4 separate regions of the Homo sapiens genome follow, and regions 1, 2 and 3 are each linked to region 4. A link is a contact called in ENCODE Hi-C data. All regions are on one chromosome and are shown on one strand. The core of a region is the stretch at or near the end of the contact, and the rest is flanking DNA. Distances in the headings are between cores, read along the strand shown.

Region 1 (7,572 bases), core at 1,810-4,309, 6.8 Mb after region 4:
TTTTAATCTGGCCTGAGTCAATGAGTTTATAAACTGGAGACAGCGCATCATATGAACTGTCTAGCAGTATTACGCTATTAGCTATGTTTACAATTTGTCCTGAAGGGGTCTAGATGTGTACACCCCAGAAAGTGGTGATTCCTGATGACGAATTGGACGCCACTGCACTGTAACCCCAGGTGGATGGCATGTAGAGTGGGGAGGAAATTGGGGGTATGACAAAGTCCCCTGAGGAAACCCCAGCATTTAACAAGCAATGACTCTGAGCTAAACATTGTATTAGGTGCTTTACATACACAGTGTTATCTAATCCTTACATACAACAACCCAGGGCACTAACGTTCTCTGAGGGGAGCAACCATGTCTACTTCGTTTACCAAAGTGCACAGCATGATGCCTGGCACTCAGAAGACAGTCCATGAATATGCTGCATGCATCTCCACTTTAAAAATAAGTGAAAGCTCGAAGATGCTGAGTACCTTGCCTAACTAATAAATAGCAGTGCTTAGAACCCACACCTTCCTGCTTTTAAAGTTCTACAATACCGTGCTCTCTTCTCTGGTTCTCTGGCTTTACAAAAGGGTAAAAAGCCATACTCTGTGCAGACTCAGACTGAGAAAAGTGCTTGTGAGAACCAAGGCAAGTCCAAGGATTTTCAGTGGCCACAGTTCTTGGGAGACAGGTGGCTGAGAAAGGAATAGTTTTAACCTGAAACCAAGGGAGGAGGCCTGAAGCTGGGACCGAAGCAATCCAACCAACCAATCTGACAGATCCACACTTACGCTGGCTTTGGGGACCGATGGGAGCTCCTCAAGAGCAGGGTGTTTTGTCTATCATGGTCTCCACGCCTAGCATTATGCCTGAAACATAGAAGGCTCTCAAAATGAAATAAACACAGGCCTCATTCATTAAGGCATGAATGGAAACAACAGGAAAGGAGTGTGGCACCAAGAGTGAAGATGCTATAAAATGCCTAGGACTGCAAGATAGGTAAAATGAAAATCCTATGAACCTGTGGCCTGCCTCGAGATCCCCCTACACTGTTTTCAAAAAGGAGAGAGAGTACGTGTTCTTGGGGAGAGATGCAGCACCATTTGAGATGAAAAAAGGAGGAAAGCTATACATTAAAAAAGAGCTTTGCCACTCTGACCCCACATTCTTAACTCTACAGGTAAAACCAGAGGAAAAGACTGTCCAGAGAAGCAGACGTAAGAATCTCACTGAAGTGGTCTCTGCTTTGAGTATGTCTTCATTTTATAGGATCCCTTATCATTCTGACCCTAGGGGTTCTTAAATGTTGCTTATAAAGACAAACAGTCTGAGATAATGGCCAACAGAATGTGCCATGTGGCTTTGCATGATAAGCATTATACTTGCGGCATGATGAATAAACAGAAAACACTCTTTAACAAGTTCTAGGCCCAACTATCAACAACCATCCGTAGGAGGCTGAGGTAGGAGGACCACCTGAGCCCAGGAGGTGGAGGCTGCAGCTAGCAAGATCATGTCACTATTCTCTAACCTGGGCAACAGAGCAAGACTCTGCCTCACCAACAAAAAATAAAAAAATAAATTAAAACACTATCTCTTGCACCATTGCACTCCAGCCTGGGTAACAAGAGTGAAACTCCATCTCAAAAAAAAAAAAAAAAAGAAAGAAAGAAAGAAAATTATCACATCATCTTGTATTGTTACAGGGAAACTTAGATAAAAAAAGAAAATGCTCACAGACAGCTGCAGGAAAGTTCTAAGCAAATTTTCTTCTTACTTTCATATATTCCCCTGAAGTTCAATGTGCATTATAAATGTGCTATGCTACTGTACAAAGTATTATGGTCACTTCCTTTAATAAGTTTCATGTGGCCAGGAGTTCAAGATCAGACTGGTAGGTAACAAGACCTCATCTCTACAAAATAAATAAATAAATAAATAAATAAGAATTTTTTTAAAATAAGCTTCAGCTAAGTTTATCAAAAGCAAGTCAAGTGTTGCTAAATTCGACTGGCTTAAAAAAAAAAAAAGCAAAGTGAAAAGGCTACAATTATTCCAAGTTTTGTGGTGCTGTTAAATAGCTATTTAAAATGTCTTCAAACGCCTGCAAGTGTAAGATTCTTGAAGGAAAGAGGGCACTTTACACTAAAATTGGCTGGCAAGTACATCAATGAATGTTTCCAAAACAGTTAGTGTAGCACAATAAGGCAAAAGACCCCAGGACTTCAAACGAACAAAATTGCTCCTTCTCAAATCTGGCAAGAAATGCAAAACAACTGCAGATTCTGGCCAAGGAACAAAAACAGTTCACATCTATAAGTTATTGGCGACGGACGCAGATCTCATTCTGGCAGGTCCCACGCTAAAAGTGAAACCATATCATCCAATTTCCAGCCAACAGATCACAGTGTTAAAAGAAAACAGTAACCAATACGCATCAACCCGAATTCATTTTAGGAAAAATTGAAATCTATTTTAAAAAGCACGTCGTTCTGCAATCAGGGTCCTGCAAAGTGCTGCTTCTCAACTCACTGAGGATCAAGCTTGGTCTAAATCCATGGTAGGATACCTCCCCCATTTCCTTCTGCACTTGGCACAAGGATCTAAAGCTCTTCAAAGAAGGTTCAAGACCGCTGAACAGAGCCCGCCGCCACCCCCGCGGAAGCGATACCTTGCCAAGAAGACCACTGAGGGCAACTCGGGGCGCTCGCGAATAGGGGAAGGGATAGGACACCAGAGGGTAAACTGAGTCACGGTAGAGGCGGAAGCTCAATGTGACAGGGGCACAGGGTCGCCTTGTGCCCCAAACCCTCTCTTTGTCCACGAGGCCTCCTCACGCCACCCCTGGGTACCTGTCACCGGCAGCGCACCCGCGGCACACGCACCGCTCGCGTCTCCCTTGCAGCCCATGCCCGGGCCGTGGTCAGTCCGCCACAGTGCCAGAGACAACGCCAGGGCAGGGCGGGGCGAGGCGGCAGCGGCAGTGCAGGCTGCGCCAGTGAGAGGCCGACACGCGCCTTTCCCGCGGCTCGACTCAACACCCAGCCTCGCAAAGCAATTGCCCAGCTGCCGGCCGCCCTTTTACTTCCGCTTCCTGCAGGCGAACGCTGGAGGACTTCCGGATACCGAGTCGAGACCTAGCAGCCCAGAGCGTCGCGCGGTCGCCCTCTCATCTCCGAGGGTTGGGGAGGGGGGAGTCCTGCCTCTCTCCTCACTTCCGCCTTTCAGGGTGGCGGGTAGGCTGCCGGTCTTCAAGGTCTTGGGAAGGTTCGTTGGGCCAACAGCTGAGACCCGAAAGCTTCAACAGTCAGTCGGTGAAATCCAGTTTGGACTCTGGGACTTACTCCCTTAAACCTTTGTTAAAAGCTTACTCCCTTTAGCCTTTCGGTGGCACAGTAAGGACAATTGTCTTAATGTTTCTGAGCATCTTAGACTTTATACTAAACCCTAAAATTTTGATAGCTACCTTCCAGGAGGCATGATGAAAGGAAGACTTTTTAAATTTTATGAGCCGCTTGAGCTTTCTTATTCGGACAGCGGCAGCTTAGTCTACAGGGACTACTTTGTCCTTTTAGTATTTTTTTTTTAACTAATATAAACCAGTTTAAAATTGTTTTGGAATAGGTAGCATTTAACCCACCCAAAAATGAATACCTCTTTGGAGGGTATATTTTTAAGTATATTAAGTCAAAGTGAATGAAAAGCCAAAAATATTTTTTTGGAGTTGGAGTCTCGCTCTGTCTCCCAGGCTGGAATGCAGTGGCGCGATCTCGGCTCACTGCAACCTCCGCGCCCCCGCCCGCGCCCCCCACCCCCCAACCCCCCGACCCGCATTCAAGCGATTCTCCCACCTCAGCCTCCCCAGTAGCTGGGATTACAGGCGTGCGCCACCGCGCCTGGCTAATTTTTGTATTTTTAGTAGAGACAGGGTTTCACCCTGTTGGCCAGGCTGGTCTCGAACTGCTGACCTCAGATGATCCACCCGCCTCGGCCTCCCAAGTGCTGGGATTACAGGCGTGACCCACTGCGCCCGGCCCAAAATAATTTTAATAAATAAACATGAGCCAACATGATGAAGGGGAGGAAGGAGAGGAGGATGAAGGAGATGACTAATGGAACACTGATGGAGGCCGGGCGCGGTGGCTCACGCTGAGGATGGAGGCTGAGGCAGGAGAATGGCGTGAACCCGGGAGGCGGAGGTTGCTTGCAGTGAGCAGAGATCGCATCACTGCACTCCAGCCTGGGCGAGAGAGGGAGACTCCATCTCAAAAAAAAAAAAAACAGCAACAACAACAGCAAAAAAACACTGATGGATTCCAACCTTCCTTTTTTTACATTTTCTCCAGTCCCTGGGAGCAAGTTGCAGTTTTTTTGTTTTTTTGTTTTTTGTTTTTTCTCTCTTGTGCTCAGTCGCCCTGTTCTTGAGGTTTCTTTTCTCTACACTATAGTTCTCAACTTATTTTGGGGGAAATAACTTCAGCAGAATACAATGGGAAAAGAGTCTCTACCCCTTTCTGTTCGAAATTCATTTTTATCCCTTCCTGTCTGAGCAAAAACTGTATAGAATCAACATCACCCCAGCTCTGTGGGAAAAAAGAAAAACCTGCTCCCTTCGCCCTGCTGGAAGCTGGAGGGCTCTAGGCCCATGTGTAGCAGAGCATTCAATTCTAGCTTTCTTCCTGCTTTCTCTGTATATTGGGCTCGGAGAGTACACTGGGTCTCTATGTGAATATGGACAGTTAGCATTTACCAACATCTTTCTGTCTACTTTCTCTTGTTTAAAAAAAGAAAAAAACTTTAAAAAATGGGATTCTAGAAGTCAGCAAAGGGTGGGTCTGAGATGTTTGGGTGGGTTAAGCGGACATTTTGACAACATGGCTTCTCCTTTGGCATGTTTAATTGCGATGTTTGACACACATCCTTGCAGTTTAAGATGACGCTTTTAAAATAAATTCTCTCCTAATGATGACTTGAGCCCTGCCACTCAGTGGGAGAATCAGCAGAACCTCTAGGATCTTATTTGGAATTGACATTCTCTATTGTAATTTTGTTCCTGTTTATTTTTAAATTTTGTTTCACTGGAAAGGAAAGATCATGCTCAGTTTTAAATGTTAAAAGTGTACAAGTTGCTTTGTTACAATAAAACTAAATGTGTACACACACCTACGAAAAGAAAAAAACATGAGCATTTTAAAATTTATTTCACAAGGGAGCTGTTGTGTTAGCTTTCCATAGTGTATTTTCTAGCCCTCTTTAAATCACATCAGCTAATGCTTCAATAAAAAGGAAATTGTTAATTCACCTCATTACAAAGTTGATTATATACTTTTTCTTGGCCTTATCTTGATCTTCTGCTATGTGATCCATGAACAAAACCAAAGTTTGCTTAGTTTTAAAATACAGCTAAGTGGTAGCACAGAGCTTCTAGGAAAGTTGGATTTCACCTTTTCTAAACCTTTCTCTGAAAAGTGCTACCTTATTTGAATAAAAACAGATTTTAAAAAATTTTTTAAACTTTTTATTTAGAAATAATTATAAATTCACAAGAAGTTGCAAAGATAGTACACAGAGGTACTTTGTACCCTTAAGCCCATTCCCCCAATGATTACATTTCAAATATCTATATTAAAGTATGAAAACCAGAAATTGACTTGGTACATTGTGTGGGGGAGACAGGTATATTTCCATCATTTTGTGTATGTCTGTACATTTGTGTAACCACTGCCAAAATGAAGACCCACAACTATTGCAGCACCACAAAGATCTCCCTTGTGCTACCCCTTTATGAAGTCAGAACTACTTTCCTACCCCCAAAACCCCTAGCCTGTGGCAACCATCATTTTGATCATTAAATATAAAATTTTTCAATTCTAGAATGTTATATGAATAGTATCACATAGTATGTAGCTTTTTTATTTATTTATTCACTCAGCATAACCACCTGTGGAGCCATACAAGTTGTAGATATCAGTAGTTTGTTCCTTTTTATTACTGAGTAATATTCCATGGTACAAACATACAGATTCATTTTAGCATCACCTATTGAAGGATATTTGGGTTTTTTCCAGTTCTGGACTATTACAAATAAAGCTCCTATTAACATTCATGTACAGGTTTGTATTTATATTTATTTATTTATTTATTTAAAATTACAAAAATCAGCCAGGCATGGTGGTGGGCGCCTGTAATCCCAGCTACTTGGGAGGCTGAGGCAGGAGAATTGCTTGCACCCAGGAAGCAGAGGTTGCAGTGAGTAGAGATTGCGCCACTCCACTCCAGCCTGGGTGAGGAGCAAGACTCTGTCTCAAATAAAAAAAAATTATTTATTTATTTATTTATTTATTTAATAGATCAGGTCTCACCATGTTACCCAGGCTGGTCTCAAAATCTTGGGCTCAAGCAATCCTCCCCACTTGGTCTCCCAAAGTCCTGGGATTACAGTCATGAGCCACCACGCCCAGCCCTATGTAAAGGTTTTTTACATAGACACAAGTTTTTTGTTTGTTTTTGTTGGGAAGGAGTGTCGCTCACTCTGTCACCCAGGCTGGAGTGCAGTAGTGTGATCTGGCTCACTGCAACCTCTGCTTCTGGATTCAAGCAATTCTCCTGCCTCAGCCTCCTGAGTACCTGGAATTACAAGTGTGTGCCACCACACCCGGGTAATTTTTTTATTTTTAGTAGAGATGGGGTTTTGCCATGTTGGCTAGGCTGTTTTCAAACCCCTGACCTCAAGTGATCCACCTGCTTCAGCCTCCCAAAGTGTTGGGATTACAGGCATGAGCCACCATGTCTGGCCTAGACCTAAGTTTTTTTTTATCTGGGATGAATGCCCAAGAGTGCAATTACTTGATCATATGGTAAATGTACATTTTGCTTGTAAGGAAAGGCCAAACTATTTTCTAGAATGGCTGTACCATTTTACATTCCCACCACCAGTGTATGAGAGATCCATTTTCTCTGCATTCTTACCCACAATTGGTACTGCCATTATTTTTTTATTTTTGTTATTTTGATAGGCACATAGTAATTCCTCATCATGGTTTCAATTTGCATTTCCCTAGTGGCTGGTGATGATGAGCATATTTTCACATGGTCATTTGCAATCTGTGTATCCTTTTGTGGAATGCCTTGTCATGCCCTAGCTTATTCTCTAATTATTTGGTTTTCCACCATTGAGTTTTGAGGGTACTTTATATATTTTAGATACAAGTTATTTGTCAGATATGCCATTTGGAAACATTTTCTCCCTGTGTATAGCTTGTATTCTCATGCCCTTAACAGGATCTTTCTCAGAGCAAAAGTTTTTAATTTTGGTGAAGTGCAGTCTATCCATTTTTCTCTTATGGATCTTGCTTTTAGTGACATGTCTAAGAACTATTCACTAGAGCCGGGCGCGGTGGCTCATGCCTGTAATCTCAACACTGGGAGGCCAAGGCGGGCAGGTTGCCTGAGCTCAAAGGAGTTCGAGACCAGTCTGGCCAATGTAGTGAAACCCTGTCTCCACTAAAAATGCAAAAATGAGCTGGGCATGGTGGCACATGCCTGTAATCCCAGCTACTCTGGAGGCTAAGGTAGGAGAAT
Region 2 (7,927 bases), core at 1,650-4,149, 5.0 Mb after region 4:
CTCCTTGAGCAGGGACTGAGGATGGGGCCCAATCAGCTGGAATGGGACACTGGTTATGGTAACACCCTTAAGGTCCCTCCAGAAGGGGCTCAACCATGTTGTGGTTGGTGAGACACTACCATTGTTGAAATATTGAATCACATTGAAATAATAAATTGTATTCAATAAGAATATAATAAGAGGCTGAAAATGAATCCACTTTAATTGGAGTTATCGCTTTAACTAATTTTTAAATAGTACCTCACCACTTAGGGACCATCAACCATAGGGACCACCCACTTATTGCAACCACATCGTGGGGGCCTCCTGTCCTGGAGCAGAGACAACACCCTTATGGTCACTTCTGATGGGGTGTGCGGTGACAGCAGTTTTTCTGGCTCTCTCACAATTCTGAGCTTTGCAGTGGCAGGAAGTAAAAATGGCTTCTCAGAGGCTTCACAGTGGTGGTCCTCTGATGTTGCCCCTTCCTTGACCACCTCGGGGAGGTGGGCAGGTGCAACCACACATGAATTGCTGCCTCGTGCCCTTCTGGTGTGACACTGGTGGTGTGATATGGCTCATCCTGACACTGCAGGGGTCACGGTCAGCCAGAAAGTACTGGCAACTGTGTTCCACCTTTGGGCTCCATCCATGGGGGCCGCTTGCAAAAGCCCCCCAGCAGCCAGTGCTCACAGCTCCCTCCTCTTGATACAAGGCCTCCTTCCTATGGGAGCGCTCACATGCTAGCAAGCTCGATGTTAATTAAGCATTAATAGGGTGGGGACCAATTGATTTCCCTGTCAGCTGCTCCAGCTCTCATTCCAAAGAAAGGCAATAGAACATGGAGTTTTGATAGATCTTTGCAAGACAGGCATACGAGCAAATGGAATTTTACTTTCTCAGTTACTAGAGCTTTTTAAATTGATTATTGACCAGGGCCCAATTCAGTTTCTTTTAAGTGTCTGTCCCAAGAGGTGAAAACTTTTCAAGGAATTTAACAGGGGCACACTTGGAACTTCTCTTGGTACACAAACTATAACAAATGGTCTTCTCTCTGTCAAGTAATTTCAAATAACTATCATAAAACCACATTGAAAAAAATTTCAAAACGCCTCAGGTAGAGAACTTCAATTCTTTCTGGAATATGATTAATAAGAGACTGAAAGATGAACCCATGTTTATTGGAGTTGTTGCTTAAATTAATTTTTAAATAGTGCCTCACCACCTAGGGAAAACTAAATCACCTTCTCAATGAAGAGACGCAAGGTAATTTGGAGTCATTAAACAGGCCATTAGGAAGTGTCTCTTGCCTATCGGTTAAAAACCACACACACACACACACACACACACACACAGACACACACACAAATTTCCAATTTAGGATGGTTCGACGTATGATGTTTTGACTTCTTACTGGTGTGATAGTGATACACACTCAATATAAACTCTACTTTGAGTACCCACACAACCATTCTCTTTTTCACTCTCAGTACAGTATTCAATAAATGACATGAGATATTCAACACTTAACTATAAAGTAGGATTTTGCCTAACTCTGAGCACGTTAAAAGCAGGCTACACTAAGCTATGATGTTTGGTAGGTCAAGTGTATTAAATGCATCTTTGACTATGGTATTTTCAACTTACGATGGGTTTACTGGGATGTAACCCCCATGGTAAGTCAAGGAGTATCTGTATATACACCCACAAAACTACGGAGAAACAAGGTATTTCCCAAGCCTACCTTAAAGATAAGCAACGCTATCCCGTTTCCGGGAGCCCAGGGGTCCTGCGCTGAGCAGCGGCCTTCCTTGGGCGTTCCAGCTCTTCTGGGCAGCGCCGGGCGCTCTCACACAAATGCTGCCTCCTTCAGCGCGGGTCTTACAAAGTTGTGCTGTTCTGCATGTTGTTATTTCTAGCTTGTGTTGCACATTTCAGTATTTCCCAAACAGAACATACTGACCATCACTTAATGTTTTCTACATGATTCTAATCATTGTCCATATCCATTCAACAACTTTCAGCGTTCAGGGAAGGCATTAGTGCCCGCTTCTGGGGCTGGACGACGGGGCTATCTGAGAAGAACCGGAGGCCGGGGCTACCTCGGGAGCCTCGCGGCGGGAACGGGTCCCAAGGCCTGCGGCGACAGTACCGGGAGGTAGCCCAGGCCATACACACTAGAGCCTGGCGGAGCTGCTGGCCAGGATGCCAGGGCAGCAGGTGCACGCAGGGCCCTAGCAGAGCTCCTCCAAGAGGGGGTCTTCAGAAATAACCCCTGCGAAGGAGTGGGAGGTGCTCCGGCTGCAGCCCCCCCGGGAATAACCCAATACGTCTATTGACAAAGAAGCCGGCCTACTTTGCTTAAATCCAGAATTTATCAAGCATACATGGTCACAGACCACCCCCTCCTGCTGCTCTGGTATGACATCATTACTTTTTTGAGAACTGTTGTGTTCATCATGCAGAATGCCTTCAGCCAGCCTAACCGCCAGCTTCCTCCGGGATGGGTTTTCCTCACTCTGCAGCCCAGCATGTGGGAAAGACCCTGCGCCTGCTGTGCCCGCCCCCGCGCCCGCCCCCCGACACGCGCGCCCGCCCCCCCACACGCGCGCCCGCCCCCGACACGCGCGCCCGCCCCCCCACACGCGCGCCCGCCCCACCTGGCCCTGTTCCCGCCCCCTCCCCTCCCTGCTTCGCCCTGTCCCCGCCCCCTCCCCAGGCTGTTCTGTCCACCCCTGCTCCTTCCGCTCCCGGCCCGGCCCCGCCCCCGCCCCTCTCCCCGGAAGAATGGGGGCCTCTGCTCACACCAGATTGGTCGGACGGCATCACGTGACCTCATCTCTTGGACTCGCTTGCTATTCCCGAAAAGGGGGAAAGGATTTGGGGGGGACAATCGCGGAGCCTCTCGCTGGCTTTAGGGAGAGAGGGCTGGGGTAGAGGAGAGCCCCAGGGAGCAGGCAGAGGTGGGTTGGCTAGGGCCTTGTGTGACTTGGGCTGAGAAACTTCACTTATTCCCTGGCGCTGGCAGTTGTCAAACTGGGTCTTGTAGATGCTAAGTCTCCATAGAGGTATCGTAGGTATGTTGCAAATGCTTGATTTGAATTGCTTTTTTAAAACAAACGTGTCTTAAATAATTTTTAAAGCTTAAATGATTTTAAAAGACTGCTCAAATGTGCCGTGTCTCATTTATGGTTGTTTATTCACGTGCGAGAGGAGCTGGCTCTGCTATCAACAAAAGGGCTGCTGGTTCCCTCTGGCAGTGATTTTGAAACTTTTTAAGCAGCAAAACCCCCTTCCAAACCGAGAATTCTGCGGTGCTTCAGTCATTAAGACTGATAGAAGCTATATTTATTGGGATAGAGTGATTTTATAATCTTTATTATACAATTGATAACCTAGGGAAAGAAAGATTGAGCTGCAAAGAGGGAAGGCAGAGGAGAAGGGAGATATCACCAGGCTGTAGGTGGGAAAGGGAGTGGAATGGTGGCTTAGACAGGTGCAGGCGGTGTGAAGGACTCACAGGAAGAGAGTCTTGCCTTTCCAGCTCCCAGCTGTTTTTTGCTGATGGATTGGATGTGGGGCCACAGGGTGGCAAGAGAGAAAACCAGGATGACTCCTGAGATTTTGGCTTGAGCAACTGGGCCGATTCTGGTGCCAGTTGTTGAGGTGGAGTGTGGGAAACTGAACATGCCCTCGTGTGTGTGGGGACACTTTTGGGCGGTTACAGGAGGTAGTGGTAACGAATGATAATAGCAGAACATCAGGGTAAGCCTGATAAAGAATTATAAAAATCAGGCCATCAGGGTAAACTCAACGTAACTACTGATGCAAATTGAATAGCTTCTGGCTGTTTACTAAAAACGGAATGAGGGATAGTAACTGTAGCTTTAATTCCATAACAATAGAGCTAAAAATCTACCATAGCTGTGTAGACACTTGCTGACTACCTGAATGCATTCAGGTTTTTTCTAAATAATAGAATTATCTAATCATTCTCTATTTTTTGAATTGGCATGTTCCTTTGGGTGTTGGTTTCCTTTCTGCCCCCACAAGTTTGGTGACAAGGATGGGACACCTTGAGTGAGCCTTTCCACTGGGCAAATTGGAGGATGTGTAGCCATCTTCGGTCAGACAAGAGGCCTTGTTTGCTGAAGTCTTTCTTAAACACATTGACTCATTAAGTCTATCATTTGATTGACCCTACTGTCGTAGCTTACACCAAAGAAAAATTATGGTCATGTGTAAAGCTATATCCTCTCCCTAGCTCAAATACGGGGAATTGAACCTGTAATTAGAGAACTAGAAAGAGAATCATAAAGAAAGGACATTTGCCTTGTAATAGTCTTCCTATATTACCTATGAAAAAGGAAGGGAAACTGACAAAGAAGTTTAGCTTGCTTACATATTTTTACAAAATCTGATAGAAATATATTTTTGGTATGTCTGACAGTTGTAGTACTCAACCTCTTAGCCTCCTATTGTGTGACCTAACTAATTTTAGTAATAGACTTATGTTGAGCTTTCTTTTCTATACCTTCAGCAGAGGAACCAAGGTATCTCTTTGTGTTTACCTATGAAGGCTTTCCATATTGGTGGCAATGCATCCCCCAGGGATTCAGAGATTTGCCAACTATAATCTCTAGGCATTTACAAAAGAACTTAAAGAAACTTCCCCCACCTCAGGAGTCCATATATGGATATATATGGATGATTTATTGATAGGTAACACCTCATGTGCTAACAAGATATATTAGGCCAGACATGGTGACTCATGCCTGCAAAACCAGCACTTTGGGAGGCTGAGGTGGGCAGATTGCTTGAGCTTAGAGTTCGAGACCAGCTTGGGCAACATGGTGAAACCCTATCTCTACAAAAACTTATAAAAATGAGCCAGGCCTGGTGGTGGGTGCCTGTAGTCCCAGTTACTTGAGAGGCTGAGGTGGGAGGATCACTTGAGCCTGGGAGGTGGAGGTTACAGTGAGCCGAGCTCGCACCACTGCACTCTAGTATGGGTGACAGAGTGAGACCCTGTCCCCAAAACAAAAACAAGATATATTAGCTTTACGAAAATTCTAGCTTCTAAAGGGCATAAAGCTCCTTTAGATAATTTCCAACATCGTTAGACCGAGGTCAAGTATTTGGAATATTTGTTATTGGCTGATGGATGGGAAATAGTTCTGTCCCCAAAGCCACCTCTTTTACAAATGAAGCAATAGCTCCATGTAGCAACAGCTCTGTCACTGCGAAGAAATAGCTCCACCCTTTTGAGGTTGGTGTGCATCGCAGGCAACGGGTCCCTGTCTCTTCTGAGAGGCAAGCCACTCATGGTGGTGCTACATGAAGCATCGCTAGGTGCATTTTTGCAATAGCTAGGAGAAGCTAAAAAAGCCTTCAGATCCTTAAGTAGCCATTGTTTTCCTGCCTGTACTTGGAGTCAGTTCCTAGCTGGTCATCTCTTCTCCCTTTTCTGTAAGGAGAGCAAGGGTGCTGTTAGTGATGGGTATGCTTCCTCAAACACTAGCCTTTGGTTGGCTTTCATGTACCACTGGATTCTGTTGCTCCAGGGATGCCAGGCTGTTTAGAAGTCATTCCAACATTGGGTCTCTGCTTGGGAAGGTGCAGGCCTTGGCTCGGGGATGTAATTGTTTGGGCCTTGTGCTGTTGCTGCTGCTTTGTTTTTTTTGTTTTTGTTTTTTTTTGTGTGTTTTTTTTTGTTTTTTTGTGTGTGTGTTTTTTTGTTTTTTTTTTTGAGACAGAGTCTAACTGTTGCCCAGGCTGGAGTACAATGGCGCTTACTGCAACCTCCACCTCCCGGGTTCAAGCGATTCTTCTGCCTTAGCCTCCCAAGCTAGGATTACAGGTGTGCACCATCATGCCCGGCTAATTTTTGTATTTGTAGTAGAGACAGGGTTTCACCACGTTGGTCAGGCTGGTCTTGAACTCCTGACCTCAAGTGATCCACCCACCTTGGCCTCCCAAAGTGCTGGGATTACAGGTGTGAGCCACCACACCTGGCCTGTTGCTGCTGCTTTTTGAAGTTCCTATGACACAGCACTTGTCAGTGCTCTGTAAGCGTTACTGGCTGACCCTAGTGGGATTCTAGGAAGGTGTGAACTTTGAGCCCAGTGACTCTGTTGCCAGATCCTGACTGGACAGCAGCACAACCACCTCGCAGCCCTCAATGAAGATGCATGGCCTCCATCTGATTCATCATATAGTCTTATTCCCATGTTAACTTAATAGCATTCATTGATGGGTCTTATGTGAGAGACACAGGAGGAGACAGAAAAGCACCCAATATAGAAGTCAGTTCTCATGGGATTCTAGAGGCTTGCATTCCCCCCACACATAAAGTCAGCCCAAGCAATGGAACTCAGCTTTTATGTGAGCTGTAACAGTCACCACTGGTCTTAATATGTGTATCTATACCAGTAGTAAATGTGCGTTTGGGGTCTGTCATGCTGTGGGACAAATTAAAAAATAGAGGCTTTGCAATACGAATGGGAATGACAGCGTCATGGGGAAAGTAACTGCCCCTTTCTGTAGTTCATACCAGCTCTGTGGAGGCCCTGGTGGGAGGATGTGGGGAGCTTCATTAGCTGTTTTGTAGTTGCCACTCAAGTCATTTATCAGCATCCAAGCCTGGGGATTAGTGAGGCTGAATGTAGGCAGGGGCAGTGGGGACAGGAACAGATGTAGTTGGAAAAAATATTAAGGAAGCACTTGGTGCTCACTGGAAGGCAGAGTTGTCTAGGAAAGTGTCTGGGCCTCTGGGTTGGGTGATTAGGTGAGTAGCTGAGACATTCGCACATTCACTATTACTGGAAATACAGGAGGAGAGGGTGCAGATTTGCAGGACTCATCTATGGTCACGTTGAATTTAAAGTGGATGTAATAAAACATATTGATGTCATTCTGAGTGATGACAGAAATTGGATGCAAAGGAACGTCGTGAACCAGGTGCAAAAATCTTGTACCAATATAGCTCAAGAGATGAAATCTCTGAGGTGTAGGGTGTTACTTAGCTGAATGCTGTGAATAAAGATGGAACAAGTATTTTTTTAATGAGGAATTTAAAAAATGGCAGTAGCTATGCACTGACAAGTGAGGAAATAGCCAACTCTACCTGTTGACCCCAAGGTGTTCAAGATGAAGGAGAAGGCTCTCATTAACATGGCCTCACAAGAGAACCAGACTTCAGGGAGAGGAGAGCAGAAGGTGATTATATTATGGGTTAGGTGGAAGTTGTGGGGACATGAAATGGTGTCCTAAGAGGTATTTCCAGTTTTCTCTGAAGGATGATACCTTCATCTAGGCCTTCAAAGATTACTCTTTTAATAACTTCCCAAGTACAATAACTGCACATAGTCAAAGATGGTCAAGTACAAAGAAGTAAGATACCATGAATGAAAATCAGCAACACCACCCCACCTCCCAAAAAAATTAACAATGGATTCTCAAAGACTTAAATGTTGAAATAATCAGATATAGCATATAAAACAAATCTTACTATGTTTTATCAAGACAAGCTTGAAAATATTTGTGGGGAATAGGAAAGTGTATAAAGTTATATAGTAGTATTGAAAAAAAACAACAGAACTTTTAGAAGAAACCAAGGTTAAAAACTCAGGTGAAATCTCTTGACTTGCTTGTTGCTAGGATATTCTTTCTGGGAGCCCTGAGCCCATCTAACCTCCAGTTCGTCCATCAACTGATTACTGCTCAGTCACCTCAGATGATACCACTGGGAGCCAGAGAACTGCCTAGCTGTGCCCTGCCTGAATGTCTGACTCATCACTCATGGTGTAAGTGAAAGTGAATACCCAGCCACACCTGGGTAAAGACCTAGACAGAAGCCCAGGGGTCTGTTTCTCCCACCCCTGCCTCACCTCCAAAGGCACTTGCTATCTTTTTTTTGTGAGACGGAGTCTTGCTCTGTTGCCTAGGC
Region 3 (7,703 bases), core at 3,253-5,752, 7.0 Mb after region 4:
CCTTCTGAGCTGCTAGAAATATTCCACATCTTAAATTGGATGATGGTTACATGGATGGACACTAATGTAAGAATTGGTCAAGCTGTATACTTGAGCTGTGTGAATTCTAAACATGTATGTCCTCTCTCAATAAAAAAGCAATATAAAATGCTTGGTTACAGAGTAGCCATTTAGAGAGTATTTGTAGAATAAATGAATACGTGACTTGAGCTCTCCAACTCTGTTGCATTTATTTCATTGGTAGTACTAGTTTTTTTTTTTTTTTTTTTTTTTGAGACAGAGTCTGGCTCTGTTGCCCAGGCTGGGGTGCAGTGGCGTGATCTTGGCTCACTGCAAGCTCCACCTCCTGGGTTCACGCCATTCTCCTGCCTCGGCCTCCCGAGTAGCTGGGACTACAGGCAACCGCCACCATGCCTGGCTAATTTTTTGTATTTTTGGTAGAGACGGGGTTTCACTGTGTTAGCCAGGATGGTCTCAATCTCCTGACCTTGTGATCCGCCCGCTTCGGCCTCCCAAAGTGCTGGGATTACAGGCATGAGCCACTGCGCCCGGCTGCTAGTACCAAAAGTTTAGAACTTTTTAAATGTTAAATTCTACACCCAAGTGACATACAAAGTTTAAAACACATCTTCTCAGGCTGGGCGCAGTGGCTAATGCCTGCAATCCCAACACTTTGGGAAGCCAAGGTGGGAGGACTGCTTGAGCCCAGGAGTTTGGAGACCAGTCTGGGCAACATAAGGAGACTCCATTTTCTACAAAAATTAGCTGGGTGTGGTCGTGCGTACCTGTGATCTCAGCTATTTGGGAGGCTGAGACAGGAGGACTGCTTGAGCCAAGGAGGTAAAGGGTGCAGTGAGCTATGGTCGTGCTGCCACTGCACTGCAGCCACACTCCAGCCTGGGCAACAAAGCAAAACCCTGTCTCAGAAAAAAAAAAAAAAGAAAGAAAACCTTCTGAGTAATGTGGCTTAACAAACAAAACACTAGAGGGCTTATTTATTTAAACTACTTTATACCTCTGAAATATTCAACCCAGGTAGACAACTGTATATACAAAGATTTGTTTTCATCAGATAAGTACCGATCATACCTTTGACGTGCCCAAGTGGACACAGCGGCGGAGGACACACAGGAGACAGGGGCCATCTCTGGAGTCTCTCTGGGCCTGCCTTTTGTGAAGGGGAGAGCACAGATGCAGACCAAGGCCAGACTCACTTCCAGTTGAGAAATGGGACAAATGGGACAGATAAAATCTACATCACCCACCAAGATCCTGTCTGAAACCTTATTTCATTCCTACTAGTTAGCAAATGCCTTTAGCTCATCATTGATTGCTCACAAAAGGAGCAAATCCAGAAGAATGTGTATGCCCAGTATACAGGCTAACTTCATGCTGATCTCAACATTCTAATGCTCACGAGGCTCAGTTACTGAGCATTTTCACCACACCAATCTGATAAGGTTTATAATGTACAGACTTATTGGTATTTAAATCTCATAACATCCCTATGAGGCAGGAATGCTATAATCCCCATTTTACAGATAATAAGCCTGAGTCACTGATATAACTTGTTCACAGGTATTCAGTCAGGGCTGGGATTTGGACCTATGCAGGCTGATTCCACAGTGGACTCTTAACCATTACTACATATTCTTTTTTTTTTTTTTTTTTTTTTGAGATGGAGTTTCGCTCTTGTTGCCCAGGCTGGATGGAGTGCAATGGCGCGATCTCAGCTCACCGCAAACTCTGCCTCCCAGGTTCAAGCAATTCTCCTGCCTCAGCCTCCCGAGTAGCTGGAATTACAGGTATGCACCACCACGCCCGGCTAATTTTGTATTTTTAGTAGAGACGGGGTTTCTCCATGTTGAGGCTGGTCTCGAACTCCTGACCTCAGGTGATCCTCCTGCCTCGGCCTCCCAAAGTGCTGGGATTACAGGCGTGAGCCACCGCGCCCGGCCATTACTACATATTCTTAACCAACCGAGATAAGAAATAATAAAAGTTGTACATAAGGGAGGCAGACAATTTGTTTTGGGGTATTCTGATGAGTGGTATAGCTATGTCACAGCAGATTGGGGTGACATTTGAGGATCATGCAGAAGCCTTGAACCACCCAGCGTCTCTGCAGTTCTCCTTTCCCAAGTATATTATCTGCCCGCTGCTTGCTGGTTTCCATCTTCGTTTATTCAGTTGAGCCACAAATAATTGTATGCCTATTACATACCAGGTTTCTGTATTATGTACAGGAAATGAGAAGATAAATAAGAGACAGCCTCTTCCATATTTATGGCATATACTGCCCTCATTTTAGTTTCTTCCTCCTGTTCATAATTTCATTGTTTGTTTTTGCATCAGTTCAAACTGTTGCTTGCTTATGTGAGGTGACCTCAAAGTGACTTTTTGAAAGTCCTGACCCTTTGCCTTTCAACATCATTTAAGAACAGCAATAGCATCTGGATCTTCTCAGTAAAATGCCTTTTCAACAGCTCAAAGCAAGGCTTGTTTTTGTTTTAATTTGGGAATGTTTCAAGTGAAACTTAGTTCCATCATTTAATTCCTGGCAGCCCAATAACGAGGGGGCAATAACTCCCTTATCTGTGGGCTATTTAATGACTATATAGTACCATCCTGGGAGCAATAGACTAAGGCCTTCTTCCAGATGCCATGTTTTAAGGTTTTCAGCTGGAAAGACCGTCACTCCGTAAAATTTATTTTGATTATTTTAAGTCAGGATTTGGCCTTCTTATTCAGAAACAAAAAGAAAAAAACTGGCCCCTGGCTTTCTGCCTCCTGCACTTCTGGCTCTAGGCCATATGATCATCTAATTTCTAGTTTTTCAGGCAGACAGAGAAGGTTAGAAACTGGCAACCGTGTCCTCAACAGCAGATAAGCGTATCAAGTCTGTAACAGGAATTAAGAAGACTGCTATAGAATTTTTTTTTTAAGTCACCTCCTGTTTCACAAAGCATAGCTGTCTCTTCCTTTTCGTCCTCCTTGCCCATTCTCTTGGAGAAGTCCAGGTCCAAGAGGCACCAGACACTCAATTGACTAGGGTTTTGCTGCCTATAGGTAATTATGCTAAAAGTCTAGAGTAGTAGATCTTATGCTCGCATAATTATGCATTCTAGAGCAGAAGGTTTTTGCTGGAAAGCTTCACTGTTAGATATGATTTGCATTTTTTACTAGATACTTGTCTTTGGTCTTTGAGGACAAACATATCAAGGATTCCTTTGTGCATCAACAGAAAAGCAAAACACAAAACAGCCTATATGTGAGCATGGGGCCGTATTTTAATACAAGAAAGACATTGCTCTAGAACATGGCTCGCCTTTGCTTCAGGGCCTAGCAGTTTATTTTAGCCATAAGGGTAAGGGAGCAGGTCAGAAATGACTTTTAGTGTAATCCTATCTGTAATTAAAAATACAAATGCTGTCATAAGATCAAATGTTATCAAAAATCAGTATTTAAAATTAAATTTACCCCCAAATTTCTTTCAAAAAAAATTTGTAATGTTCTTTTTCAGTGAAGCCTTTGCACTGCTAGAGCTGAAGAATGTGATCAATCGGCTTGTTGAATAATCCTGCACAGTAGGTATTCCGCTGAAGCCAACTCTAGCTGGGGGCTCGAGAGCGAAAGACACAGATGGGGCCCTGCCGCCCCTCGAAGAGTCGGATGGGCGCGCCCGTCCCCGGTGCATCAAGAGGCTGGCCCGGCCAGGGGCGAGCGGCTGGCACCGAACCCCGCGCACTTCGCCGCGGGCGGGGCTGGGCCGTAGTCGGCTCGATTTAAGGCTGGTATCCAAGGCTGCGGCCGGTCAGGCGAGGCGAGGCGAGGCGACGTGAGCGAGGGTGCTTAGGGAGAACAGCCGCTGGCAGCTCAATGCTGGGTGGCTAACGCTCGACGGTGCCTGGCAGCAACCCGGCCGACAACCCGACGCGGATCCCGAGCTGCGTCGCGGACAATGCTGCGGGCCCGTCCCGGACTACGACTCCCGACGGGCTCTGCGACCGCTCCGGGGCGGCCCAGCGTGCACTGCGCCGGCCAGTTTTGACAGCCGGGCGCCCTACTCGGCTAGCTCTGCTCCCAGCCAGGGACGCTGGCCTTCTCGCGGCTTTCCCCCGATGTCTCTCTTTATTCCAGCTGCCTGAAACTCGGTCCCACGAATGGCAGGCAGCGTCCAAAATTCAACCCCGTAAAGCCAGCACCAGCCAATAAAGCGCACGGATGGAGGCCACGTGACAGCAGTGGGCCGGCCCTCCGGCTGAGCCCTGATCTCTATGGTTTCCGCGGCTCGCTAGAAGGAGTGTGGTCCACTGGAGGACTCCCTACATTCTTCCTCCATTACCTCACTGCCTCCGGTGGCTGCTGGGATACCGGAGGACTCGGGTCCCGGCTCGACTCAGTCCTCCAGCCGCCCGGGGAATACCTCTAGTTCTTCCCGGCCGCCGCCGCCGCCGCCGCCCCGCCGCTTCCTCCTCCGCCCGCCGGCCTCCTTCGCCCCGCCCCGTCCGCGCAGCGCGTCCGGCCCGCCCGCAGGCCAGCTTCTCTCGGGAGCCCCCACCCAGGCGCATGGCTCCATGAAGCAAGAGGAGGAGGCAGAGCGCGAGAGGTCCCGTCCGCCCCAGCCGCGTCTGGGCCAGGAGAAAAGGTGGGAAACTCGGGCTGCGCCGCACCCTTCTCCCCGCTGCCGGGCCAGGCCTCCCTCGGTCCGCCGCCGCCTTGCCCGCCGGGCCTGTTCTCGCCGGGGCGGGCGGCGGGGCCGGGAAGAGACCCCGCGGTCCTGGGGCGAGGGTCCGGGGGCAGCGGGGGGGAGGAGTCCCGGGCGGCGGGCGGGGCCTCAGGCCATGTCCCAGCGGAGGGCAGGGGGTCGGGAGGCACTGCCGGGGAGGGGCGGGCGGCGCCGTGCCCCGGGCCGCGAGGCTCGGCTCCCGCTCCTGGTCCTTGTCTGCACTCCCTCCAGGAAGCAGGCTCGCTCGCTGTAAAGTTTGGTGGTCTCCGGCGCCGCCTGGTGGCCCCCACCCACCGTCCCGCCGCCCCGCCGCCCCCTCCCCCGCCCGGCGTCTGGATTCCACCCCCGCGGCTCGGCCCAAGCTGCTCTACCCGTCGCTCCATCGTCTCCCCAACTCCCCAGCGCCCCGGACCCTCTTTCCTCATACCCTCGTTTCTCACCTTTCACCCTGTCCCTCGGCCCGCTTTTCCCCTCCCCGCTCTGTCCTGTCGTTTTCTTAACACTCTTCACACGCGCACTTTCTCCTCCTCCTCTTCTCTTTTTCGCACCCCTACTCTTGGGCCCTCCTTCCTTAACCTCCGCTGGCCCCCCATTCCATGATCCGTCCACCTGACACGCTGGGTTTCATGCCTCTCTTTCCCAGGCTGTGGGTTGTGCCCTTCACTCCTTGCCCTCCTACATTCCCTGTCCTGATCTGAACTCCTCTCCTTGCCATGCTCCCTCACCCTTATCCCTCTGGGCCTTATCCTCTTTCACTGCCCTCTCCTAGGATAGAGTGGGTGGGGCCTCTCCCACCCACAGGAGATGTAAACAGTCTCCTGTTTACTTACATCTTTGGGAGTAGCTCAATTCTCTAGTAGTGGGGAGAGTTGGTGAAGAGATCAGGAAGAGATTTCTTCGAGACTAAGGATGGATGACCCTTAGCAACAGTGACCGTCTCCTCCCGGCATAGCAAGATGGCCTGCCCTCAGGTCCCTGCCTCTGGCGTGCTGTCCAGTAATTCTTCAGTTCTGTCTTTGCAGAGGATTGGGAAATTTATTTGTGTTCTGAAACCGGCGGAGAGCTTTTAAATGGTCTCTTCTGGCCTGAGAGCAACTTTTGCTCTGCATCTGTGGTGGGGAAGTTTTAATGTGCGTCTCATGCTCGAGTTCAATAAATAAAACCTTTGATTCTCAGTGTCCTCCCTTCTTGCTGATGACGCTAAGGATGAGATGATTCAGGGCATGGGACTTCACGGCTGCCTCAGATTTAGAGTTTGCAAGGTTTTGAAATAAGGAGAGCCTGTTCTCTAGCTATTTGCTGTGCCCCCCACCCCCCCGAAATTGCTCTGTCGAGTTGTGATTTTTCAGAAACCGTATCTATCTTACCTCTGCACTACCTGGGTGTTTGTTCACTGCACCTGCATTTCCGTCTTAGGTACAGGAAGAAGGAATGGAATCGGAAGGAAGAAAATTCATTCCAGAGACAAAATAGCTCCCCTCCTCTGTTGTAGCTGTTCCTCTGGCAATACAAACTTTCTGCTTTCAGTGAGTATTATCTTGGGCATATTTAGAGTAGAGCATCGTTGTAGTTTTTGATTTTAGGCATGTGCTAGGATTTTGGGATGTAGGTGTGTTTTCATTTGTATTTTTCTACTTCCATGAGGGGGTCCTAATGTTGATGAAGTTTTTCCGCTTGTTCCCTTTTAAAATAATTTAAATATGCAAAGGCAAGTTTGTTTTTCATACTCCCATTAGAGTGAGCTAGGTGGTGGCGTGGCATGATCTTTCCTTTATATTTCTAGTTTGTAAGGTCTGGCTCCTCACCCTTCCCAAATGAGTTTCTCAATACAACCAAAGAGGTTGTCTTAAGTTTTAGGGTAATTAACTCAGAGGTTAATGCAGTTCCTGATCAAAGTCAATTATTGGTTCTCTTTTCTATAGTTTCAGTCCTGAGAGACTTTTGGAACATTTTGTCCTAAATTTGCAATAGTGAAGATATTTTCTTGAAAATCCCATCACAGATTTGAAGATAATTAAAATTTTTCACTGTAAACTTGAAACAAAGTTCTGGGGAAAAATTATGACTGCTGTGCCCTCTTGAGTTGATTAATGATAGTATGCTAACACTTAGGAGAGAGTTTTCAGAGTGTTTCACTTCTTGGTGAAGCCTCCCAGCCCCTCTGAGGGACACAGGGGATAAATGTTTTTATTTTACAAATGAAAGAACTGAGGCCCAGAAAAATGTGGCACCTTGCTACAGGTCACATAGAAAACAGAGGGGAGGTGAAAAGAGTTTTGACTCCTAGGTACATGTTTTTCTTTAAGCTAAGTTGAAATGAAAATGTATAGTTCTGGCCAGGCGCAGTGGCTCAAGCCTGTAATCCCAGCACTTTGGGAGGCCGAGGCAGGTGGATAACGAGGTCAAGAGATCAAGACATCCTGGCCAACATGGTGAAACCCCGTCTCTACTGAAAATACAAAAATTAGCCAGGTGTGGTGGCATGTGCCTGTAGTCCTCAGCTACTTGGGAGGCTGAGGCAGGAGAATCGCTTGAACCCGGGAGGTGGAGGTTGCAGTGAGCTGAGATCATGCCACTGTACTCCAGCCTGACGACAGAGCGAGACTCTGTCTAAAAAAAAAAAAAGAAAAGAAATTTGCAGTTCTTTATGTTTTTAAAAATCTATAAAGCTTAAAAACAATTGTTGCCAGGCATGGTGGCGTGCATCTGTAGCCCCAGCAACTTGAGAAGCTGAGGCAGGAGGATCGCTTGAGCCCTGTAAATAGCCACTTCAGCCTGGGCAGCATAGCAAGACTTCATCTCTTTAAAAAAAAAAAAAAAAAAAAAATTCTGGGCACAGTCACTCATGCCTGTGTAAATCCCAAAACTGGGAAGCCAAGGCAGGAGGATTGCTTGAAGCCAGAAGTTCAAAACCAGCTTAGTAACATAAGGAGACCCTGTCTCTACAAAAGGAAAAAATTTTTAAAAATTGGCC
Region 4 (7,177 bases), core at 2,431-4,930:
GATATAGTTTGTCACTAGCATCTTAACTTATTTAAGCTTGTTATTTCATAGGGTTTAATTTGCTGAACGGTGTTCAGTTTACTCTGGTGAAGATTCACGCTTTTTAAAGTTTACCATGACATTTCAGTATATAGAAAAAAATTTCCCACTGGTGTGGAATAATACAAATTTAAAAGCGACTCACATTCAATTTCAGACCACCCCCTTTGCCCTAAAAGAACAGGGGGGAAGAAAGATAAAAGTGAGGCGGTGCAATTGATGCAAGTGCACTGACACAAATATAAAAACCACTTTTGATATTATAATAGCAAAGGTAAAAAAAGACAACAGATATGAAGGGTATAATAATATTTCTCAAAACAGAAATGAACAGATTTCAATTATTACTGACTCTACGTAAAAATGCTGAAGTTTACCTTCATACACAATAAGACATTAAAGAAGGTAATAAAAAATTAATACCTTGGCCTTTTTATTGAAGGAAAACATTTAAGTAAAATAGTGAAAGCTAGAATGCAAATGACAATCTAAAGTTGTGAATTCTGGCTTTAAGCAGGGTATTTGTTGTAAAGCACGCCAACCACGCCATAAAGACAAATTATAAGGAGGGCTCAAAACAAAGAAGTGAAGATGGCCGGGCACGGTGGTTCGTGCCTGTAATCCCAGCACTTTGGGAGGCCGAGGCGGACGGATCACCTGAGGTCAGGAGCTCAAGACCGGCCTGGCCAACATGGTGAAACCCCCTCTCTACTAAAAATACAAAAATTAGCCGGGAGTGGTGGCACACACCTGTAGTCCCAGCTACTCAGGAGGCTGAGGCAGGTGAATAGCTTGAACCAGGGAGGCAGAGGTTGTGGTGAGCTGTGACAGCGCCACTGTACTCCAGCTTGGGTGACAGAGTGAGACTCTGTCTCAAAAAAATAAAAAAAAAATTAATAAATAAAAGAAGTGAAGACTTGTGGCTAGATCATTTATTGGAAGTACAAAAGTATGCCTGATTCGGCAAATGGGACATCTGTAGCCATATAAAGAATAGTCAGAACTATTTTGATTTGTAATTTCTACCATTATTATCCAGGGTTACGTAAGGAATGCCAAATTTATATTAACATTCATTAGTTCACTACTGCCTTTGGAGACAATTTATAATGAATTCCCTTAATCTAAATGTTATCACCAATGGCTTCCTTTCTCTTCCATAACACTATCACTGACCTAAATGTTATGCACAAGAAATAACTAGGAAACTAGAAGCAACAGAGCAAGAATTATGCAGATTTAAAAAAGAAATAGAAGAAGTCTTCAAGAGATCAAAATGTATATTAAAATACTTGTGGTCCAAGATAAACCTGTATGCCAAACTGATAAATGAAATAGGATCCGAAGAGATTAAGGTAGGACTCAATCTAAACCATGAAGCCTTTCCTTCCATTTCAAAAATAATATTCTGAGGATCTTTCCTAGGATTGTTTTCTTAGCAAATAAGTCCTAATGACTATCCACAAATAGCAGAAAGTCTTCTTTGGTCCATTTTTCTACACATACCTTTCAGAATAATATTCTAAAAATAACTATGATAAAAAGTAACAAATAAAGACAGAATTAAAGCAGAGTTAAACATTTCTAAACAATATGCAATTTTCTTTAACACACACAACACAGTATGCGTGTTACTCAACATACACCAAACTCGTATCTTTCATAAATGAAATTAACATTTCAACAAAATGCCATTACTCTATTTGTCAAGGTTTACAGGTTATATACCTTAATATTCAGGTGTAAATTTTACTAATAATACATAAACATACTCCTGACGTACTATATCTGAAGCAAGAGTGGACGTTTGAATCACCCAAAATTTTAGGAGACAACTGATGCTAACGTGATAAACAGAAACGTTGACATCTTAAGAAATTACTAGGTTAGCAAATGAAGAAATGAATTATTTCTACTAAATAGCTCTTTCAAAAGAATGTCATAATTAATTTAATCTCAATTGACAGTCTTTTAAACAATGAGTCCAACATAATTAAGATGTATCACAGAACGACCAGGCTTGCCCAATTCCACTGTACATCACTACTGAAATTATTCAAATGTTAAGTATAGAATTTAAATGAAGAAAACCTATGTAATAACTCTGTAAAGAAATAAATGTTTTTCTTTTTTAGCTTAAAAGGCCTGGCAGAGCTTAACAGTGCCTTGCAGTTTAATTCATCATAAATTTTAAAAACACAAAAACACCGCATCTGAAGCAAAATATTTATCACGTGATATACGTTTACCGTTAATTCAGAACACTAAATCCAACAACGCAATGACCAACTTTTTTTCTGCGTATCGATTTACCCTCAAATTTGCGGACAGTAAAAACAGACAACTAGTACTTACATTTTTGTTGAATTTGGTGAAAGAATGGTGCATATAAAACCTGTGCATATAAACAATCGCAGTGTTTATTGTAAGCTGAGAGCTGGAACGTAATATTTAGGAAATATCTGACAAAAGCAAGATCTCATTCCCAGAACAATTTTGATGGAAAATTCCCAGGTTCTTTTCCAATACCTCCCATTCAAATCCAAACCCCAAACTGGAAATAAAGAAATAAATGCCCGCGGGGGGTGGGGCGGCAGGAAGAGAATAGGCTTGACGCCAAATAAATGGGAATAAGAACTGCTGATCTTTTCACTCTAACAGCGCTGAGGGCCCTGGAACTATTTATCAATGGCTACGACTAACTAAACTCAAAATGAAACAGTTGAAACGCGCGCGCACACACCCATACAAAACCACGCCAAGAACATAAAGAACTCCAGTACGCTCCCAAGGTAGAAGAGAGCCGCCATCAAGCCGGCGACGAGAGCCGGGAAAGGCTGCGGCAAACACTTAGGCCTTTCAGCATCGCTAACCCTCCTACCTCTCAAACCCTTCGGGGTCAGGGACAAGTCCAGGGAGCCGCCCCTTTTCTGCAATAATCCCTAAAATTCCTCTTTCGCCTGAGCCACACTCCCAACCCCCGCCGCCACCACCACGCGCTGCCCCAAACAGATTACACAACGCAGGCTCCTGGCCCGCATTCCTGGGGTCCTATCTCCTCCTCCCTTCCTCTGCTGACCCCTCGCGACTGCCCGAGCCGGAACATTACTTCCCTGACCGCGGCGCCGAGGCCCAGCGAAGGCCGAGGCCGGCGGCGCCATGTTCGCGGGGCACCAGGCCCGGCGACCGGGCAAGGGAAACAGGGCGTGAGCGGCGGCGAACAGAAAAGGATACACATTGAGACGCTGTCCCATCTCCTGGATGAGGTTGGCCGCCTGCTGGCGGCACGAGAGCTCTTTATCCGCCTCCACTCCGCAGCGGCGGCTCGGCGTGTTCTCCAGCTGTTCCCGAGTAAAGAACCAGCGAGAAGAAGCTCCACGGCCCGACGCCATGACACTTCCTCCTCCGCCCGCTCCTTCATTCACCCCCCGCCCCTCCTGGCTCGCGGACTCCCCGCCAAGGCGCGCGACCCCGCCCCACTCCGCTCGCCGTAGACCACGCACCACCCTTTTTCACCACCGCCTCCGCCCTTGCGCATGCGCGGGGCCCGCTCTACCGACTCGCCCTAGTCTTTTGCTTTCTTTTTCTGCCCTCGGCCTCGCTCTTGCGCACGGGACCACAATGCTCCGCGCCGCTTGTCATTGGGAGGCGCCGAAGGTGGAGAGGTCGGCTCGGAAGGAAAAGGTCGGCGCAGCGCATGCCGGGTCTAGGGTTGGCGGGGCGAAGGGGTGGGGAGGGAAGGGGCGGGGAGGGGAGGGGAGGGGAAAGTGGGAGAGGGTGGACTCTGGCCGGTGTGAAGAGAGGCGGTCGGGCGGCTGCGCTGTGGGGGCCTGGGCGTGTACTTCGGAGGCCCGTCGGGCGCTTCCTTTAGACGGGAGGTCTAGCGGCCCTTTAAAAAGAGAAAAATAACCTTCACTGTCGCAGCCTCACGCCACTACTTCCATTTTCCTTTTGGGCGGGTCCGCGCAGTCTCGTAGGCGTGCGACTCCGGCCTCCGCCACCAACAGTCTCCGCCTAGCGCGCGGCTCTGGCGTTGAGCTGGCGGGGAAAGAGTGCACAGGAAGTCACGCTCCATGGCTGTCCGCACCTGAGTGCTTTTTTCACCCTACATTATCTTGTTTAAATCCCAGACCACTTGGTTTATTTTTATTTTTTCAAATTACTTGGCAAACGCTATCCAACTAGCAACGAGAAATTGAATTTCTAAATGAGGTGTTGAATCTAGACGGGGCGTGTTTTCAGGCTGCGCTGTGGTTTCTGCGAGACAAGGTTGGGGAGAATCAGATAGTGCAGGAGGAACTGAGTTAAAATTTTATCTTTAGGATTTGATGTGGGAACATCCCACATACCTGTTGATTAACTCCTGTATTTCTTCCTGTAAGAAAATGCCACTGAGCTTCACTCGGAGTTTGTGTTGTGAATAGGGTTTCTAAGTTTAAAGTCTTAACTATTTGGAGGCCGGGCACGGTGGCTCACGCCTGTAATCTCAGCACTTGGGGAGGTCCAGTGGGCCGATCACTTGAGGTCAGGAGTTCGAGGGCAAGGGCAACATGGCGATACCCCGTCTCTACCAAAAATACAAAAATTAGCCAGGTTTGGTGGCGCGCCTGTAGTCCCAGCTACTCCCGAGGCTGAAGTGGGAGGATGGCTTGAGCCCAGGAGGTGGAGGCTGCGGTGAGCTAGATCTCGCTGCTGCACCCCAGCTTGGGCGATAGTGCAAGACCTTGTCTCGAAAATAAAAAATAAAGTAATATCTATTTGCCAAAGACCATGGAGGCAAGTGATTGTTATGGGGCTCCCACGCTCAGCATACTGCATTGCACAAGAATATTGATTATAGTAGGCAGTTTTTGTAACAGTTGCTATTTCATACTCACTTCCCTTGCTTTACGTTTTATGTTGCTTACAATTTCTGGAATAGATTGATTTAAAGCAACATTTTAAAAGTGCAAACCCTTGGCCAGGTGCAGTGTTTCCCGGCTGTAATCCCAGCACTTTGGGAGGCCAAAGTGTTCTAGACCAGCCTGGGCAACATAATGAGACCCCACCTCTACAAAAGTTTTTTAAAAAATTAGCTGGATGTGGTGGCGTCTGTAGTCCTAGCTCCTTGGGAGTATCGCTTCAACCTGAGAGGTGAGGTTGCACCCCAGCCTGGGTGACAGAGTGAGATCCTGTCACACACACACACAAATAAAAGAAGTGCCCATCCTCAACATCCATTCATGATAAAAACTCAGCAAACTGGGAATAAAGGAGAACTTCCTCAACTTGATAAAGAGCATCTACAAAAATTCTGCAGCTAACAATAGATTGTTTCTGTTGTGAGAAACTACATTCTTTCCACCTAAAGTCTGACACAAGGCAAGCATGTCCCCTCTCACCAGTCTTTTCAACGTGGTACTGGGTGTTCTAGCTAACAAGAAAAGTAAATTAAAAGTATATACATATTGGGAAGGAAGACATAAAACTTCTTCTGTAAAATTTTAGGATATAAGGTTGAATACAAAAGTCAGTTTTCCTATACACCAGCAATGAACAATTGGAATTTATAATTTAAAAATGCCATTTACAATAGTACCGTCTCCCAAAGTAATACAGGTTGAGTATCACGTATCTGAAATGCTTGAGACCAGATGTGTTTTGGATTTCAGGTTTTTTTAGGTTTTGAAATATTTGAATTATAAACTTAGCCATTGAGCATCCTAATCCAAAAATTCTAAATCTGAAATGCGCCAATGAACATTTCCTTTGAATGTCATGTGGGGGCTTGAAGTTTTGGGTTTTGGAGTGTTTCTGATTCTCAGATTTAGGGATACTCAACCTGTACTTAGATATGGATCTAGGCAGGGCGCAGTGGTTCACACCTATACTCCCAGCACTTTGGGAGGCCAAGGTGGGAGATTGCTTGAGGCCAGGAGTTCAATACCAGCCTGGCCAACATGGGGAAACCTTGTCTCTACTAAAAATACAAAAATTAGCTGGGTGCGGTAGTGCATGCCTGTAATCCCAGCTTCTTGGGAGGCTGGGACACGAGAATTGCTTGGACCCAGGAGGCAGAGGTTGCAGTGAGCCGAGATCACTCCACTGCACTCCAGCCTGGGTGATAGAGCAAGATTCTATCTCCAAAAAAAAAAAAAAAGATATGGATCTGAAATATGTACAGGATCTATATGCAGAAAACTATAATAAAACTCTAATGGAAAACAAAAAAAGATTAAATAACAGAAAGCTATTCTGAGTTCATAGATTAGAAGAATCAATTTAGATGTCAATTCTTCCCAGGTTGATCTACAAATTCAGTGCAATCCCAACCAAAATTTCAGCAAGTGATTTTGCACATATTGACAAATTGATTCTAAAACTTCTATGTAAAGGCAAAAAACCCAGAATAACCAACACAATACCAAAGAAGTTGCACTGACATTACCTAACATCAAGCTACAGTAATCAAGACGGTGTGGTATTTGAGAAAGAATAGACACATAGATCAATGGAACAGAATAGAGAGCCCACCCATAAATGGTCAACTGACCTTTGACAAAGGAACAAAGGCAAGTCAATGGAGCAATAATAGTCTTTTTAACAAATGGCGCTAGAACAACCGGAAAGCCACATTAAAAAAAAAAAATCTACATGCAGACCTTATACCTTCCACAAAATTTAACTCAAAGTGGGCTGCAGACCTAAATGTAAAATGCAAAACTGTAAAACTTCTGGAAGATAACATAGGAAAAAATATAGTTGACCTTGTGTTTGGCAATGAGGTTTTAGATGCAACACCAAAAGTACAATCCATGAAAGAAAAAACTGGTAAGTTGGACTTCATTAAAATTAAAAACCTCTGGCCAGGCGCAGTGACTCATGCCTGTAATCCCAGCACTTTGGAAGGCTGAGGCGGGCAGATCACCTGAGGTCAAGATTTGGAGACCAGCCTGGCCAACATGGTGAAACCTTGTCTCTACTAAAAATACAAAAAAAGTTAGCTGGGCATGGTGGCGCATGCCTGTAGTCCCAGCTACTTGGGGTGGCTGAGGTAGGAGAATCGCTTGAACCCAGGAGGTGGAGGTTGCAGTGAGCCAAGATCGTGTCACTGCACTCCAGCCTGGGCGACAGAGGGAGACTCCGTCTCAAAAAAAAA

The links. Hi-C counts contacts between places; a loop is a spot of excess contacts on that map. Pooled maps may share reads with other maps.
Region 1: a loop to region 4 is called in a map of CD8-positive, alpha-beta T cell, with 9 times the contacts of the local background. The contact joins the promoter of UGGT1 here to the promoter of CCNT2-AS1 in region 4. A Hi-C loop is called at or near these places in 2 of 168 maps with a recorded cell type or tissue (CD8-positive, alpha-beta T cell and naive thymus-derived CD4-positive, alpha-beta T cell) and 8 of 50 pooled maps.
Region 2: a map of breast epithelium shows a loop between it and region 4 (27-fold over the local background). The contact joins the promoter of LINC02572 here to the promoter of CCNT2-AS1 in region 4. A Hi-C loop is called at or near these places in 2 of 168 maps with a recorded cell type or tissue (CD4-positive, alpha-beta T cell and breast epithelium) and 6 of 50 pooled maps.
Region 3: a pooled map shows a loop between it and region 4 (4-fold over the local background). The contact joins the promoter of AMMECR1L here to the promoter of CCNT2-AS1 in region 4. A Hi-C loop is called at or near these places in 3 of 50 pooled maps.

Annotation. Positions count from the first base shown.
Region 1 is chr2:128,086,687-128,094,258 of GRCh38, reverse strand. It overlaps UGGT1 (UDP-glucose glycoprotein glucosyltransferase 1), which reads right to left and starts at 3,059. Exons shown (of 41, transcript NM_020120.4): 1 at 2,844-3,059. The coding sequence starts at 2,901. RefSeq lists an enhancer at 2,988-3,297.
Region 2 is chr2:129,872,463-129,880,389 of GRCh38, reverse strand. It overlaps LINC02572 (long intergenic non-protein coding RNA 2572), which reads left to right and starts at 2,899. Exons shown (of 6, transcript NR_149127.1): 1 at 2,899-2,942; 2 at 7,639-7,784. LOC105373616 (a long non-coding RNA gene) reads right to left here and starts at 2,511. Exons shown (of 3, transcript XR_923328.3): 1 at 1,724-2,511. RefSeq lists enhancers at 1,527-2,082, 2,083-2,639, 2,660-2,954.
Region 3 is chr2:127,882,755-127,890,457 of GRCh38, reverse strand. AMMECR1L (AMMECR1 like) reads left to right here and starts at 4,502. Exons shown (of 8, transcript NM_001199140.2): 1 at 4,502-4,648; 2 at 6,146-6,255. LOC107985944 (a long non-coding RNA gene) reads right to left here and starts at 3,340. Exons shown (of 2, transcript XR_001739707.2): 1 at 1,090-3,340. It also overlaps the pseudogene LOC107985803. RefSeq lists silencers at 3,622-3,671, 4,382-4,551, 4,562-4,611 and enhancers at 3,902-4,161, 4,172-4,251, 4,036-4,631.
Region 4 is chr2:134,915,109-134,922,285 of GRCh38, reverse strand. CCNT2-AS1 (CCNT2 antisense RNA 1) reads left to right here and starts at 3,680. Exons shown (of 5, transcript NR_036549.1): 1 at 3,680-3,723. CCNT2 (cyclin T2) reads right to left here and starts at 3,464. Exons shown (of 9, transcript NM_058241.3): 1 at 3,274-3,464; 2 at 2,395-2,476. The coding sequence starts at 3,431. RefSeq lists enhancers at 2,865-2,954, 3,165-3,434, 3,585-3,744, 3,822-4,495, 4,505-4,554 and a silencer at 3,755-3,824.